Regions from separate parts of the Homo sapiens genome. Here regions 1, 3 and 4 are each linked to region 2. Evidence: chromatin contacts called from ENCODE Hi-C or POLR2A ChIA-PET data. All regions are on one chromosome and are shown on one strand. Each heading gives the region's core, a stretch centred on a gene start or an enhancer-like site at or near the end of the contact. The rest is flanking DNA. Distances are from core to core; before and after follow the strand shown.

Region 1 (2,817 bases), core at 205-2,704, 2.0 Mb after region 2:
ATAAGTAACATATTATGTAAATCTGAACCAATGTTTTTTACTCAATTAAATAATAAAAACTCATATTTATTCTTCATTAGGAAAAAAAATAAATGAAAAATGATTCAACCCAAATTATATGAGCAGAATACTTCACTAATTTTTTACATATGAATTTTAAGAGTTCGACAAAGAAAGAGATGGAGGTAAAAAAGGGAACTAGAAATCCCAACACCAGGACAAACCCAGAGTGTAATAAAGGCAAAAAACAAAACAAAATGAAACACCACCATACTGTTTCTAACAAGGCAAACTTTCTCATTTTCAGTTATTATCCATTGTTAAATGCTAAATGAAACAATAGAATACACATACACTTTTCTTCTCTTCCTTTTCCTTTTTCATCTTTAAAAATGATTATAATAGGCCAGGCATGGCGGCTCACGCCTGTAATCCCAGCACTTTGGGAGGCCAAGGCTGGTGGATCACCCGAGGTCAGGTATTTGAGACCAGCCTGACCAACATGGTAAAATCTGTCTCTACCAAAGATGCAAAAATTAGCTGAGCAGAGTGGCAGGCAGCTGTAATCCCAGCTACTTGGGAGGCTGAGGCAGGAGGATCACTTGAACCCAGGAGGAGGAAGTTACAATGAGCCGAGATTACGCCATTGCACTTCAGCCTGGGCAACAAGGATGAAACTCTGTCTCAAAATAAATAAATAAATAAATAAATAAATAAATAAATAAATAAATAGAGGTTATAATGGTTTTTATCTTGCAGAATTATTGTGACATTAAGTTAAATAATATGCTAAGAAATCTCAATCCCTGTTGTAGGGTGAAAACAAAATAAATGTTAATTTTATTTCATTTTCCTTTATACAAATGAAGAGTTTGAAAGTCTGGATAACATTTCTGTTAGATGCTGTAACACTTGGGATTTGGAAAACACATTGCTCCAGATTATAGTTTAGGCCTCTTTGCCTTAGAAATAAGATGTTCTATAGTTTAACACAGAGGCAGAAAAAATTCGAATATATACATAAAAAAGAACTTGTGCTTAATATGTTTGGTGAATTATTTAACTGCCAAGATTGCAATATTGCTCCATTCAACAAGTAAAAAGAACAGAAAGTGGGCCAAGCGTGGTGGCTCACACCTGTAATTCCAGCACTTTGGGAGGCTGAGGTGGGCAAATCAAGAGGTCATGAGGTCGAGAACATCCTGGCTAACACGGTGAAACCCTGTATCTACTAAAAATACAAAAATCTAGCCGGGCTTGGTGGCAGGTGCCTGTAGTCCAAGCTACTCTGGAGGCTGAGGCAGGAGAATGGCATGAACCCGGGAGGCGGAGCTTGCAGTGAGCCGAGATCGCGCCACTGCACTCCAGCCTGGGCGACAGAGGGAGACTCCGTCTCAAAAAAAAAAAAAAAAAAAAAAAAAAAGCGGAACAGAAAGTGAAAATGAGTCATATTGAACACGGAGCAAAGTCTTTTTGGAATGAGATATAGAGTATCAGAGTGACTTATTAACTCTTAGCTAATACAAAGAAGCAAAGCCACACAAAGCAAAATAAATCCTGTGAAACATTCCCATGTTTAGATTTTTAGATGTTTTACAGATATTATGTACGCATTTTACAGATACTATGTATACATTTTACATAATACCTGTAAAAAGGATTAAGTAGAGTATATTTACTGGAATAATCAAGGAACAACTATTACAAATAATGTAAACTACTCGAAATGTCCTATAATATCTCAAAAAAGGAGACAGGATTGTATAATTTTCAAGTATTTTCCATAGATGCTACTATTGATAATAAATATACTAAACATATGAAAACATGGGCCATGCTTAATTTTTTTACTTCTTAAAATCATTGAATAATGATTTTTTATATGTGTCGGGAATTTAGAAGACTTCCATTAAAGTTAATTTCAATAATATTAGTTTATTATTTCCATATTTTAAGAGAAACTAATTATGTGACCTAAGGTAATAAAAAAGTTTCAAAATTAGATTTATTTTCCATCTGTATGATAGATGCTGAGTCTATTTAACAGTATTTAATGACTAACTGTGATTAAATTTGCAATTTTGATAGAAACTATGTAGAAACTAGCAAAAATAATGAACATGGAAGCATGTGATATGCATCTTAAATTTCTCAATGCAATTTATAGAAGTTGTATTGAAGTACATAGAAATAATTTTATAATGAAAACAAAAAATTGAATAAGAAACACAGAAATTTTCAGAGATTTTCTTTAGCTGTTTGATAGTTTGCATTTGCAGTCTGTGCTGTCATTTGTCAAAGCACCTAAATATACTGAGAAACGTTATAGACTTAATATTTTTAATTTATATAGGAAACTGAAGACCACGTAAAAATATTTTAATAGTAGTAAAGTATTACTAATCCTCAGTGTATATTAATTAAAATAAAGTTAAATTTTTATTAATAATTCTATCTTCTTTTATATTGCTACTCATAGTGTAATAATTACTATATAATAATGTTTACACTGAATAATTACTGTTATGTTTACAATATTTAGTTCAGATAATTTGAACTAAAATTAGAGTGATGATATTAAGACTGAATTTATATATTACATATGTATGTAAAGTGTGTGTGCAGTACATATGGATAGCTAATTAGAAAGATCAACAGTAATAGATATTCAGGTAAATAGAATTGATGGGGTGGTACAAAAGTAGGCAAATAAATGTATTGTAGATCCCAGTTAATGTTAGAGCTGAGGAATTCAAATGATTGAAACCCATGATTTTTCAAATAAGAACACTGAAGTCCAGAAACATAAAGTAACAT
Region 2 (2,746 bases), core at 10-2,509:
CGCCGCCCGAGCTGCTGCCAGAGCCGCCGGGGGTGCTGCTGCCGCCCGAGCCGCCGGGGGTGCTGCTGCCGCCGCTGTGCTTGGGGTTGCAATCTCGGAAGTGCTGGTTTGTCCCGTTCATCTGGTGGCCTGCAGCAGGGTGCAAATCCGGCATGTAGTGGTTGTGGGGGTAGGGGTGATGGTTGAAATACTGGTTGTTGAGCTTCTGCAGCTGCATGCTGGCCGGCAGGGAGCCTCCCTGGCTGGCCACCGGGGGACCCATGAACTGGGAGTTGTTAAACCTGGCCGCGGGGGCCAGCGCGCTCGGGGGGTGCCCTCCGTTCACAGTCCCCGGCCCCATCGCATGCCTGATGCCGCTCGTGGCATTCATGTTGCCCGCGCCGTAGTGTATGTGCTCGCCCATTAGGGCGTTGAAGGCGTGCTGGGGCTGCTGCTGCTGGTGGTGATGGGGGCTCGGGAACTGCCCCATGCCCATGCGGTGGGCAGGGTGATGGTGCAGCCCATTGGTGCCGTCGGGGAAGCGCCCGTGGTTCATGGCCATCATATGGTCTGCCATTTCCAGTCCTGGAAGTGAAAAGGGCAGATAATGAGACCCGCGCCACACGTGTCGCCCACCACAGCGCACCCCACTTTTGCTCGCCTCTGCCCCCCAGGATTCCCGGGCGCACGTCGGCTGCGAACCACCACCCCCAAGATCCCACTAACAGCCTGTGCACCCGGGCTAGCCACCACGGAAGAGCTACCACTCATAACACAGCCGGACGCTGCACAAACAGCCCCTTCCCCTGCGATCGGGCGGGGGGACCCGAGCCCACACCCCCTTTGCTCCCCGAAGTGGCCTAATAAAGGAAGTGCCCCGTAGCCCTGCTGCGAACTTCAGGCATTAAATCAGCCCTCCTCATCCTGTTGTTGCACATCCTGTTGTTATTCCCCAGCTTCGCCTCACGCTCTTCCTCCGGGCAAACCCTGCCCTCGGAGGACTGGGCTGGCAAGAGCCCCAGCCAGCTTCGCCCGTCGCGCTTACCTTCCGTTTTTGCGATTTCTGCTCCGAAGACCGAGGGCGGGCTCGTCGCGTCCAGGACCGGCTCAGCAGCACATAGAGGGGACCTTCCTGGCGTGCAAAGCGCTTCGCTGTCGCGATGTCGGCGCCGAGGTCTCGCAGCGGCCGCTGGGGCAGATTCGGAGCCGTTCCCTTTTATTTCCCCTCCGTTGCCCTCACAGCTCGGCAGGACCGCCCGGCAGCTGCCAACAATGAGCTGTGTTTCTTAGGGCTTTGGCCACAGTTAATATAGGCATTTCGGAAAGGCGGAGCGAGAGCCTCCAGGGCGGGCGGCGCCAAGACGCGGATTCCGGAACACCGCGAACACCCTGGACCGGGTCCCGGAGCCGCGTCCCCGCCGCCCGCGGCACGTGCTGCAGAGGCTGCGGGGCCCGGGGGCCGCCCAGTCGCCCCGTCGCCCCCCGACTCTGGTTTCTTCCCGGCCCAGAAACGCGAGGTTGGCTCAGCCACCCCCGAGGCAGGGGGAAAATCCTCCCCTGCCGCCCCGCCCGAAGGTAGAGCCTGCCGGGATAGCCACGAGGAGAGCTCACCGCCCCCCTCAGGCTGGATCTACCCCACCCCCAGCTTTCTCACTCGGTTCACCTAGCGATCTGCCCCGCTCTCTACGGGAAAAGGGGACTCGCCCAGCGCCCCCCGCCCTCCAGAGTGCCCTTGTGCCTCCCCGGTTTTGCAAAAGCTTCCACAGGCAGCGAAGAATGGCTGTGCTTCCTCGAGTTGGGTTTTAAAGACCCGGACAAATAATGCGCCCTTTCCTGAGCGCGCCTTCCTAGGCTGTGCCTTTGTGTTTTCATACGGGCAGTGGGTAGACCTACTCTAGATCACCGCTTGTAGATGCATTTTTTTCCTCCACTCCTTTCAAGGACAGGAGCTGGGGGCGGGGAGGGGCAGCCGCTGCAGGTGGACGGAGCGCGCTCGAGGGCCCGGCCACCCCCGCTCCCGCGCCCTGGAATTCCAGTCCGCGCTTTCGGGCCCGCCTGCCGCTCCCGGGGTACGTGTGCTTCTGCTAAGTTTGCGTTTGCAGCTCTTGGTAGCTTTGGCATCCGAGCTGAGGCGTCTCTGCTCTGTAAACAAACTCAGCGATCCTCGTCCCCAGATCCACCTTTTTGCACATACACAGTTACTTGCTTCTGCTGTTGCCCTGGATCCGGGAGGTGGGGGTGTGTACAAACTTGCAGAGCCTCCCTCCGGGCTCTGCCTGACGGTTTGGGGTTGATTTAGAAGCAAACGGGTTTGTAATTAAGAAATTTGAGGGCTGAGTAAGGCTGCTCTTGCTGGAAAAGGAAAACAAATAGATAACGTGGTAATCGCTTTGTAAATAAAGTCGTTCTGGAGGTGGGCACGTAGCTGCACGTCCCGTATGGCACCACGCGCACACACACGGCTGGGACTCTTCCTTTTCAGTGAAATTGTTCAGTGGGGCAATGGGCGATAATAATAACCTTGCTTCCACAACGCGGCACAACGAGCCTGGTCGCCCGTTTGGTTCATTGACTTGCAAATAAAACCCCTAACACAGGTCTGGGCTACTACCAAGTCGGAGCTCTCTGGCTTTCTCACATGGGGAAGCCGAGTTGTTTCCCCAACACCATGATGGGGCTGTTCTGAGCTTTTACATTGCTCTTTATGTGGTAAAATCGAGTTTAGCGCTCCGAATAAGGACTTCTGGGCAGTTGTTTCTTCATAACT
Region 3 (2,752 bases), core at 218-2,717, 2.2 Mb before region 2:
TCTGGTTCCAACACTGGGGTCACCTTTGTGAAGTCTTCACTGACTTCCCTAAAAGAGACAAGCACCCCGCCTTGCTTTCCACTAGTCTGTGCCTAAGTGCAAGCTCTTACCGCAAAGTACTGCAACTGCCCATGTGGATGACTGACTAGAGCCTAGAAGAGCAGTTAAGAACTTGGACTCTGGAGCCAAATTGAGCAGCTCCCCACTGAGTGGCTATGACCTCTCTGCCAGTTGGGCAGGCCTCTCCGTAACTCAATTTCTCGTCCATAAAGAGAGAGACAAATAACGCCTACTCCAGAAGATTGTTGTGAACACAGAACCAAAACGTGGACCTTTCAAAGTCCCTATGAATCATAAATCATAATAAAAAAAAGAAAACTGAATTGAAAAGGTTTACTGTTTTCTCTGGAGCTCGTAATCACAATTACTCTGCACTTCAGAAAAGCCACCCTCAACATTTGTTTTCTAGGAAATGTCAATAAGCAGGTGGAAATAAAATGCTCCGAAGAACAAACCCGTACGAAGAGACCTACTGCCAAATCTGCTAGTGAGTGCCGGCAATCCACCACTTCCAGACTGAGACCTAAGACGGACTGCCACTTACTTCTCAGCTGCCACTTACTTCTCAGCTGGCGACATAATGCATACTTTCCTACCCTAAGCACTTTGAGTCCCCCCCCCCACCCCCGCTAAGAAAGAAGTATTTAAGCCACGAACTGAGACCACGATGCCACATGCTGATCAGGACACTCACAGTCATGCGTCACTTAACGATGGAGATCCGTTCTGAGAAATGGAGAAATGTCCCCTTAGGCAATTTCTTCGGGCAGTAGAAACCCAGACAAACCCAGATGACACAGCCTACTGCTCTTAGGTCATGAACCTGTACAGCCTGTCACTGCACTGAACACTGCAGGCAACCGTAGCATACTAGTGAGTATCTGCGTATCTAACCATAAAAAAAGGTACAGTAAGAAGACGATATTATAATCTTTGAGACCACGCTGTCCCACATTGACCAGCAACGTCCTTCTGCAGCGCATAATCGTATTTAAAAGTGGATTACAAGAGTCGGAAAAACAAGCGGCGTGATTTGTTGTGGCGGCAACCAGGGAAGAGGCAGGAGAAAGGCAACCGACGAGTTCAAACCACGGAGCCCCAGTCTCGCGACCCCACCTCGCGTCCCCGTCGCCCGCTCAGGGCCCGACGCAGGGGTCCCGGGCTAGGGCGACCTCGGAGAAGCGGGGCGGGGCTTCCCGGCTGGGGCGGATCCCTCCCTCCCTCTCGTCCCGACCCGGCCGCAGCCCTGCCGCGAACGACGGTACCTGAGGACGGCCCCAGATCCGCGGTGCCCATCTCAGCCCTGCTCACACCCTGCATGACAAGGGGTAGGAGAAAGAGGAGAGCCATGCTGCTACCGACGGTCGCTGGCTCCAACCCCGAGCGCCTGCGGGACCAGCCCAGCACTGCCCTCCAGCCCCGGCCTTACGTCACTTCCGTCACCGGGGTCTGTGCCGGCGTCGGCAGGAGGCGGGACCAGGGCGTGGGCGGGGTCAAGTCCGGGAAGCCGCAGGAGGCGGACTCAGGCGCAGCACCCAGCAGTGAGCACGGCGTCGTGCGGTCGGGACCTGGACTTCTGGGTGTGGGAGGAATTTGAGTGCAAAGGTTAAGGTCTTTCAACCTGGCACCCCATTCTGCAATTCTTCTTCCAGTTTTTTTCGGTTTCCTGGGGTTGTGCAAGTTTGCATTAGGCCACAGCCGAGCCACAATCCTTATTTTACTAACTCTTGGACTTCACCTGGTTGTCTTGGAGCCTGACATTTTTAGAAGAGAATGAGACTTCAAAAGCCATTTCCAGTCCCTGCTTTTTCATTTGAGGAACCTGAGACTTAGCTAGTGAAATGGTTTGTGCAGATTCCCACAGCCCAAATCAAATCGGCTTGACCAAGAACTACTTTGTTCTTGGAGAAAAAAACTATTTGCATTACCTTCTCAGCAATTCAGTGTCAAATCAGTTTATCAGGCAGCCTCTCATGAAGAGGTCTGCTCTCTTACCTCTCTGGGTTTGTCTGTTATTTTGCATCTCTCCTATTCCACTGCAGCCACATTGCTAAGTCCTTCAGCGCTTGTGCTCAAACATGCGAATGTCTAATGATCTCACCTGTTTCAATTCTCTGAGTATCATGAACTTTTGTTAAAAATTTTAAATTGCAACACACCTTCTCCTCCTCCTTACCCCGCCCTACTGTTTTTTCATGGCACTTTTCACCTTGCTGTACACTATAATATACACCTTGATATTTGTTTTCTTCTCCTTCTAAAATGTAAGCTCCGTAGAGCTGACATCTTTACTTGGCACTCAATTAGTATTTGTTGAGTGAAAGACTGCATGATTACTAGTGTTAAGGAAAATTTTTAAAGAGGGAAAATCCTTATAAAGACACTATATAAACTAGAGGTATTATCAGCCAGATCATTTTACTTGTATTAATAAATCTCTTAGCTCAGTACTTCTCAAACTTCAACATACATGTGAACCATCTGGGGATCTTGATAAAATGCAGATTTGGATTCAGTAGTTCTAATTCAGGTTGGGTCTTGAGATTTTGTATTTCGGACAAAATGCACAGGGGATGCTGGTGCCCCTTTCAACAGGACCACACTTTGAATCAGAAGAATTTAGCTCAATCTAGACTAAGTTTAGGGAGAATATTTCCTTTGATGTGTTTCTGATGTCCACTATATGAAAGAC
Region 4 (3,096 bases), core at 473-2,972, 2.0 Mb after region 2:
AACTAAACTGAGGCACATTTAACCTCCCATGTGCCAGATATAGAGCTGGAAACTCAGGATACAAAGGTGACTTTTGAAATCTGGAGACTGAGGATTAAATATTAAATCTAGTGGAATGAACAGTGATCAGTGTTGCAGTATTACCTGCAATGTGGAGTGCTGTAAAATGAGGTCTGGTAAAGCTTTGTCAGGAAGATGAGCCTTGAATTGACACTTGTCTTAAGGCAGGCCTCATGTCAGAAAGAATAAACTCATTGAATACACAATTGATCTAAATGTAAGTAGTTCTTACGCCAAAATCATGTAATCTGTATGTGAGAGCAATATAAGACAAGCCGTTAATCTACCTGGTGTAGTAAAGGCCAAATACTGAAACACTTCTTGAACTGATCTAACGGATTTCAATTTGTACTCTGTCCTATGTGCAACAGAGCAATATTTGAAGAGTTTTGAGTATTGGCAATGAATTGATTATGCATTTGTTTTTATATACTCTCCAGAAAGGTGGATTGAAATAATGAGATGGAAAATTGGACACTCAATTAGCTCTGAAATAAGACATGGCAGATGGAAAAGGTTGAACAGAAACTAAAGATGATAATTGTAGAATTAAGAATTTCCTTTTTCTTTCTCTAACTTATTGGAATATGGTTACTGAAGCTTCTCATCGTTACCTGAGTATGGCTTGTCTCTGTTTGATGTTGCTGTCTCTTTTAAAAGCACTAGTTATAGTTATGGACTAAACTCTAGCCTCCCTGCTGTTTCCAAGGAATTAGTTCTTGAGCTTCTTTTTTTACAGTATTATTCCTTTCTGGGTGATTTCTGCCACCTCAAAGATTGCAACCACCATCTATATATTACAGTATTAGAAGTCTTTGAGCATATACATATCAAACATAGTAGAGATATTAATAGACATGATTTATATGTCCATATTTAATATTTGGGCAAAACCAATAATGAAAGCACACTGTACCAGGACAGAGATAACTTAATTGGCTAAGCTATTAAATTGAAAGTGTCTGCATCATAAATGAGTAATTCAGCACACCTGGGTATGTATCAATTAGCTTAAAAAACAGGATGTTGGCAAATTCCCAGAAGACTATTTTGTACTCTTCCACTCACCAGTCACTTTTCCCCACCAGCAAAGATAAACACTATCCTGACTTTTGAAGATATAAGTTTGTCATTCTAGTTTGAATATTTTATGTAAACAAAATAATACAAAATATAATCCTTTGTGTCTAGCACCTTTGAACAATATTTTCTTTGAGAGATTCATTTATATTTTGTGTACTCGTAAGATACATATTATTATTTTTGGATAGTATTCTGCTGAATGAACATACATTTATTATTCAGTCTGTTGTTAATAGGCATTTTGGACTAGCCTAAGTAGTGCCATAAAAAACATTTTAGCAGGCGCATGCTGGACATTTATTTACTTTTTCTTTTTTTTTATTATACTTTAAGTTTTAGGGTACATGTGCACAATGTGCAGGTTTGTTACATATGTATACATGTGCCATGCTGGTATGCTGTACCCATTAACTCTTCATTTAATATTAGGTATATCTCCTAATGCTATCCCTCCCCCCCTCCCCCAACCCCACAACAGGCCCCGGTGTGTGATGTTCCCGTTCCTGTGTCCACGTGTTCTCATTGTTCAGTTCCCACCTATGAGTGAGAACATGAGGTGTTTGGTTTTTTGTCCTTGCGATAGTCTGCTGAGAAATCTGCTGGCCATTGCTTTGGTGATGTACCCAGGAGTGAGTCACAAGTTATGCATGTGTTCAGCATTAGTAAATACTGCCTAAGGGTTTTGTGAATTGTACAAATACTTCTATATACCCCTTCACTTGAAGCCTCTGATACTTTAATTTCTTACCAGTTTGGCATTATCTATTTCATTTCAGCCACTCTGATGGTTGTATATAAATACAGTATGTTACTTTTGATTTGCATTTTTTGATGACTAATGATGAGTTGCATTACTTTATCTTATTAATTTGAAAGAGATCCTTATACATTACAATTAAGAATTCTGTATCATATATATGAATATATAGTGAACAGCACCTCCCACTCTATGGGTTGCCCTTTCACCATGAAGTATACCTTGAGGAACAGAAGTTCTGTGAGTATAATATTGTTCATTTTATGAATTATTTTTCTTTTGGTCAGCAATTGTATGTCTTGCTTAAGAAATATTTGCCTACCTCAGGCTCAACTAGAAAAATCTTCTGTGTTTTTTCTCAATGTTTTACTGTTTCATATGTTAAATCTTGATCTGCATTCTGTCGAAAATTGATTTTCACATAAGCATTGTCACTGTTATTACACTACATGGAGTTGTATATGATTAGGTCTCTTTCTGGGCTCTCTATTCAACTTTATAGTTCATTTCATCTATGCTTTTCTAATTAGTATTACTTTATAATAGATCTTCATATCTGGAAGTGGTCCATTTTTACTTTTTATTTTCGTGATTGCTTTGGGTATTCATGACTTCATATTTCCTGGTACATTTTATTTTCCCCTGGTCAGTTTTCACACACACACACACACACACACACACACACACACACACACACACTGGCAGAGATTTTGAACTGTGTTGAATATATTCATTCATTTTGGGAGAAATTACATCTTTAGAATATTGTGTTTTATCATCAGTGAACATGGCATATTATAATTTTTTGTTCTTTAAAATATCTTCCTAATGTCTAGAGCTTTCAGAACAGTCTTCTCCCATGTGTTTTGCCAGATTTATTTCTAGGAATGTAATGTTTCTTTGACGTTATTATAATTGATTTTATATGTTTAAATGCATTTTCCACTTGCTATTACTTTTCTGGAATATACATATAAAATTGATTTATGTATATTGACCTTCTATCCTTGAACTTTGGTAAATGTACTTCTTAATTCAATTTGTCTGATATTTCTGAATATTTTACATATATTGTATCATTCATAAATAATGCAAGTTTTGTTTCTTTCTTTCTCAATTTTACGTATTTTATTTAATTTTGTTGCTTTATTGCACTGCTTTTAACCACCAATATAATAATAAATAGAAATGAAGAT

What was found. Hi-C counts contacts between places; a loop is a spot of excess contacts on that map. ChIA-PET counts read pairs that join two places held with the same protein, here RNA polymerase II (POLR2A). Pooled maps may share reads with other maps.
Region 1: a map with no recorded cell type shows a loop between it and region 2 (13-fold over the local background). The contact joins the enhancer-like site here to the promoter of CITED2 in region 2. A Hi-C loop is called at or near these places in 2 of 37 single-sample maps with no recorded cell type and 4 of 50 pooled maps. POLR2A ChIA-PET finds 5 or more read pairs at or near these places in 1 of 52 experiments (HepG2).
Region 3: a map of CD8-positive, alpha-beta T cell shows a loop between it and region 2 (4-fold over the local background). The contact joins the promoter of IFNGR1 here to the promoter of CITED2 in region 2. A Hi-C loop is called at or near these places in 2 of 168 maps with a recorded cell type or tissue (CD8-positive, alpha-beta T cell and naive thymus-derived CD4-positive, alpha-beta T cell) and 6 of 50 pooled maps.
Region 4: a map of MCF 10A shows a loop between it and region 2 (5-fold over the local background). The contact joins the enhancer-like site here to the promoter of CITED2 in region 2. A Hi-C loop is called at or near these places in 1 of 168 maps with a recorded cell type or tissue (MCF 10A). POLR2A ChIA-PET finds 5 or more read pairs at or near these places in 2 of 52 experiments (GM12878 and MCF 10A).

What each region holds. Positions count from the first base shown.
Region 1 is chr6:141,379,862-141,382,678 of GRCh38, forward strand. No RefSeq gene overlaps it. Among named protein-coding and RNA genes, the nearest start is that of MIR4465, 700 kb to the left of the region's middle. Within about 2 kb of position 1,455, at least 2 of the 41 ENCODE cell types and tissues checked have a DNase peak (open chromatin) inside an H3K27ac peak, as active enhancers do.
Region 2 is chr6:139,373,389-139,376,134 of GRCh38, forward strand. CITED2 (Cbp/p300 interacting transactivator with Glu/Asp rich carboxy-terminal domain 2) reads right to left here and starts at 1,260. Exons shown (of 2, transcript NM_006079.5): 1 at 1,025-1,260; 2 at 1-564. The coding sequence starts at 556. RefSeq lists silencers at 1-68, 639-788, 1,249-1,628, 1,799-2,108 and enhancers at 359-418, 929-1,098.
Region 3 is chr6:137,217,918-137,220,669 of GRCh38, forward strand. It overlaps IFNGR1 (interferon gamma receptor 1), which reads right to left and starts at 1,468. Exons shown (of 7, transcript NM_000416.3): 1 at 1,326-1,468. The coding sequence starts at 1,410. RefSeq lists silencers at 649-698, 1,159-1,378, 1,419-1,648 and enhancers at 1,108-1,838, 1,689-1,938.
Region 4 is chr6:141,419,794-141,422,889 of GRCh38, forward strand. All of the region lies in intron 2 of LOC105378029 (a long non-coding RNA gene), which reads left to right. Among named protein-coding and RNA genes, the nearest start is that of GJE1, 710 kb to the right of the region's middle. Within about 2 kb of position 1,723, at least 2 of the 41 ENCODE cell types and tissues checked have a DNase peak (open chromatin) inside an H3K27ac peak, as active enhancers do.